Regions from separate parts of the Homo sapiens genome. Here region 1 is linked to region 2. Evidence: chromatin loops called from intact Hi-C (ENCODE). Cell type or tissue: PC-9. All regions are shown on one strand.

Evidence for each region. A loop is a pair of places that touch in the nucleus more often than their neighbours do. Peaks named below come from ENCODE experiments on the same cell type or tissue, not always from the same donor. Only the 100,000 strongest peaks of a DNase experiment are listed, where the experiment ranks them.
Region 1: it touches region 2 in a loop (8-fold over the local background); 2 of 110 quality-filtered maps call a loop at or near these places.

The regions. Positions count from the first base shown.
Region 1 is chr10:86,099,663-86,102,162 of GRCh38, reverse strand. The region is part of intron 4 of GRID1 (glutamate ionotropic receptor delta type subunit 1); the gene reads left to right. Among named protein-coding and RNA genes, the nearest start is that of MIR346, 160 kb to the left of the region's middle. In PC-9, CTCF peaks have their summits at 1,184 and 1,476; no DNase peak of the experiment used is centred here.
Region 2 is chr10:86,584,659-86,587,158 of GRCh38, reverse strand. No RefSeq gene overlaps it. Among named protein-coding and RNA genes, the nearest start is that of WAPL-DT, 64 kb to the right of the region's middle. RefSeq lists enhancers at 1,627-1,686, 1,928-2,429. In PC-9, CTCF peaks have their summits at 1,287 and 1,490 (motif pointing right); a DNase peak (open chromatin) is centred at 1,518.

The DNA of each region.
Region 1 (2,500 bases), 480 kb after region 2:
CTCAGAGTCTTCCTGTCTCACTGGGGTTATAGCTGGAGTCCCTGTGTGGACAAAGCAGGGCGAACACACTTCCTGGTCTATGAGGGATGGTCCCCACTTATGCCTTTTGTTCCAGAAGAAATATTCGTTCTCAGAATCATCCTGGTTTGCTCTTTGTGAATGCTTATAGCGGCTTTGTTGTAATAACCGCAAACTGGAAACCATCCCAATGTCCTTCAGCTGGTGAATGGATAACAAACTGTGGTACAGCCATACAATGGAATATTATTCAGCATTAAAAAGGGAGTTTGAGACCAGCCTGAGCCCCATAATGAGACTCTGTCTCTACAAAAAAATAAATAAATAAAATAAAATTAGCCAAGCCAGGCATAGTGCATGCCATGTAGTCCCAGCCACTCAGAAGGCTTAGGTGGGAGGATCTCTTGAGCCAAGGAGATTGAGGCTGCAGTGAGCTATGATTGCACCACACTGCACTCTAGCCTGGGTAACAGAGCAGAGTGAGACTCTGTCTCAAAAAAAAAAAAAAAAAGGAATAATGAAAAACAAACCAGGAACAAACTCCTGTTACATACAGCAACATGAGATAATTCTCAAAAGCATATGCTGAGTGACAGAAGCTGCACTCAAGAGGCCTCATACTCCATAATTTCAATTATGTGATGTTCCTGATTGGCAAAACTATAGGGGCAGAAAACTCATTGGTGTTTTCCAGGCCTAGGGATAGGAGGATTCACTACAAAGAGCCATAAGGAATTGCTGTGGGCAATGGAGCTGTTCCGTATCTTGATTATGGTGTTGGTTACATTACTGTCTAAGTTTATAAAACTCATAAGATTATACATTCAAAATAATGCATTTTGCTATGTAAATTACACTTTGATTTAAAAAACAAGTCCTAGTTAGGGTGATAAATTATACGGTCATTCAACCTCTAACATCTTACCTGATTCATCCTCTCTTTGATGTCACCTCCTGCTGCTCCTCTCCTGGATCTGTTATTCCAGCCACCCAGGCTACCTTGCTGTCCCATGAATATGCCAGGTGGACCCCTGCATATGGATCTCTATACTTGTTTTCCTCTCTGCTTGGAAAAATCGACTTCCAGATAGTCACGAGCCCCTTCTCTCTCACTTCCTTAAAGTCTTTACCCAAAAGTCCCCCTATCAGTCACCAGTGACCATTTAATGGTGCATAACAAACAGCCTCAAGTCTCACTGGAATCCAGCATCTCATGCACCCTACAGGTTGGTGGAGGTGCCTCATCCAGGCTGGGCTTGGTGGGCTCTGCTTCCAGCTGTGGGTCTGTTTGCCAGCATCTCGGCAAGGCCAAGATTGGAAGAGCAGCAGCTACCCAAGAGACACTCTCTTTTGGCCATGGCACAAGCACAAGAAGACACGTCCTGCGTGTGCACATTTCAAGCTTTTGCTTGTGCTATGCCAGTTAACATCCCATTGGCTACAGCAAGTCAAGCTGTGCAGTATACGCCACCTACAGGGAGGGGAGTGAATATTACCAATAATCCAAACAGTCCCCATCACCTTCCCAATGAGGGCTTCTCTGACCAACCTGTGAAAACTTTAGCCCCCAGCTTGCCATTTTCTCTCCCTCCTCTCTGCTTTATTGCTTTCCTAACACTCCTGACTGTATAACTTATTATACATTTCATTGATTAATCTTGTTTAGTTTCTGTCTTCCACTCACTGGAGTGTAAGTTTCACCAGAGCACAAGGACATTTATTTGTTTTTTTTTTAATCCTATATCTCCAGCACCTAAGAAAAATGCTCAGTAGATATTTGACTAAATGATTGAATAGGGTTATGCTAAGAATTTATTGAGATGATATATGAGACATGTTTCAAATACAGTCCTGCACACAAGAAGTGCTCGGTAATTGGAGGCTCTTATATTCTACAGCCTGCATGCTGTTGGGAGAGTCAAGGCTCAGTTATGTGTGTGATTACAATACTTTGCACAATAAGCCTTTGAAGCCAGATCTGCTTTAAGTTTGGCTTCAGAGATAAGGCGCTGAGGCATGGAGAGGCTGTTATTTGCCCAGAGTCACTTGGTGAGTCAGGGTCTCTTTGCCCTGAAGCTCATGCACTTCTCCCCATGCTATGCTGCCCCCACACCTTCCTGCATGCTAGTTACCAGGCTCTGGCCTCCTTCCCTGCACCAGCATCCCTGAGGAGTCAAAATAACTGATGATATTAGAGCCCCAGCCCCATGAGGGTGCTGAAGTTGGCCCCAGATACCCCTCCCAGTTATCTGGAAGCCAGTTGCAATGCAGGGCCTCTGGAACACTGAGGGCTGTCCTGTGCCACCCCCAGCCACCAGTGGCCCCTGTGCATGGAGACCCCAGAGAAGCTGCTGTCTGCAGACTCTGAAGCAGTCGGACCCTGAGGATGGACAGATGGCTGGGCCTCTGGTCTAAGGAGATCACAGACACACATGCTCAGGAAAAGCATAGGCCCCTTCTGCCAGGGGAGAGTCACAGAGGG
Region 2 (2,500 bases):
GGTTTTGCCATGTTGGGCAAGCTGGTCTCAAACTCCTGACCTCAGGTGATCCTCCCGCCTTGACCTCCCAAAGTGCTGGGATTACAGACATGAGCCATCGTCCCCAGCCTCTTCTCGAGATTTAAACCAAGGCTCCTACTGCAACACTCTCTCACTCCAGCTTTTGTGCATCTCTGAGAGAACTGGCTGAGCTTTGTATTTGGTTGTTATTTTTATTAAAATCCTAGATTTATTGAATGTTTCTTTTTATCTTTAAAAGCCTCCCAGCCCCATTTGATATTCTGGCATTCCTCCCGGAGAGCTGGGCCGCCCTCCTCCCCAGGTGAAGAATCACTCCATTTACTCATCTTTGAAGTCACTTCCCTCGCTATTGGGAGCAATGCCACACATTTGTTGGCTGGACACAGGATGCAAATGCTGAAAGCTCACTTTGTGTCCCTGCCACTCTCCCCGCCCACTGTCCATCTCCTCTAGTGTGTAGTGGTGGCCCTATCCCCTTTTGGCACAGCTGGGGCCCCCTTTCTGTTCTCCATCTGAATCCAGGCCTGAGGCATCTCTGCTCCCTGGCATCACCCTGTAATAGACACATCCTTCCTAGGAACACAGGATCCTCTCCTCCCTTCCCCATGCCCCAGGGCTGCTCCTCTGCTCCCAGGCCAACTGCACTCCTTCTCTGGAACACAGCTCTTATCTATCTCCCAGAACAAGGAAGTTTCATCCTGTAACTAAGTCTTGCCAATCCGAGGAAAAGGCTTGAGGGTAGGAATGGTTCAGAGAAGAAAAACTAGGCCATCCTCTGAGATCAGGAGTCCTGAGGTCCCAGGAGGATCAGAGCAGCCTTGTAACAGTCTAGTGCAACTCCTTTGACTTACTAATGGGGAAACTGAGGCCCAGAAAAGGGTGGGACATGCCCACGGCCACACAGTGAGAAAGTGTCAGGCAGGACTGGGATGGAGGTCTTCTCATGCCAGACCCTATGTGCTTCACCCTGACTCCCTCTGCTAAGACCCAATCAAAGGCTGGCTGTTCCTATGCATTGCATAGATGCAGTACTTTTAAGTTTTTGCCACAGACCAGCCTGTGAGGATAAAATGGATCAGACATGCCCCTTGCCTCCAGCAGTGTTGTTCTCTAAGGAATAATAATACAAACTAGGACTGGGCGGGGTGGCTCATGCCTGTAATCCCAGAACTTTGGGAGTCCGAGGTGAGAGGATTGCTTGAGCCCAGGAGTTCAAGACCAGCCTGGGCAACATAGGGATACCTCTGTCTCTACAAAAAAAAAGGACAGGGAGAGAAACCGCATGAGCCTCAAGCAGATACCGCAATACATGGAGCCCACAAAGGCACTGGCTGTGTTTCTCTGCCATTTCAACCCCATTTGGACCTTAGTTGTGGCATGCAGGAGGGCCCTGCCAGGACGGTGACCCCTTACTCGCCTTCAACCCCTGCTGTAAGTAGCCCCCAGCAGGGTGTGGGGCAGAAGAGCCCTCCCCGGAGAGCTCAGTACTGCAATTCTGCCACTGGGTGGCACTGTGGTGCCTCAGGAGGGGGACCACGCCTAAAGGAAACTGCCCAGAGAAGGGGTGGCACGGGAAAAGCGTCACTTGGGCCCTCCTGTGCTGGGCAAGTTGCTTTCCATCTAGGGTTACAAAGAGGTACATGAAATAGGTCCTGCCTTCCAGGAGCCCACAGTGGAACAGTCACATGGACAACAAATTAATTGTTCCAATAATAGATGTAATTAGTTGCTCCAATAGAAGCACAAGAACAACCGGTTCCCGCTGAGGGGCCCGGGGAGGAGGCAGCAATTGAGTCTTGATGTTAGAGTGCTCAGCAGGCCATTCTAGTTCAGGCTGTCTCTCACAGTGCAGGCTCTCAGGGCACTGCGCACTTGGTTTGGGTGGGAGGTAGGGGTGGGGTGTGCCCAGGGAGGTTTGGCCCAGTCCATAGGACAGCGACCTGTAGGGAGCTGGGGGCTGGAAGCCTCTGTCAGCCACCTTCCCCAGCCAGCAGCAGGCTGAGCCTCTGAGGCCAGGGCCTTTGGTGTGGCTATCCTGGGTTGCTCTGTCTCCATTAAAGCACTTAGCTAAGGGACATGGAGGAGAGACACTGGTGTTAGGACAACCAGAACACTGGGAAGTCTTCCAGTGCCAAAGAAAGACAACTGGCCTCCTGTCCTCTTGCTGTGCCTTCTGGCCTCAAGTCCACATGACCTTGGCCTGGGTACGGCAGCCCTCAGGGCTCAGTGACTACATCTGTAAAAAGGGTCTTCTGTCTAAACAAATATATTGAGAAATGAAAAAGTTTAAAGGACCTCTTTTGACTGACCTGAAGGCACACCCTGTGTCCTGCAGGTGTGGGGGACACCTGGGAGAGAAGGACTCTCCTCTGCCGGCTTCAGGTTGTGGCTGGGCCCAGTGGAAAGCCAGAATACATCTCTGTCCTTGGAACACAATTCATCCTCCACAGCTTCTGTAAAATCTGATGGGCTGAGCTTT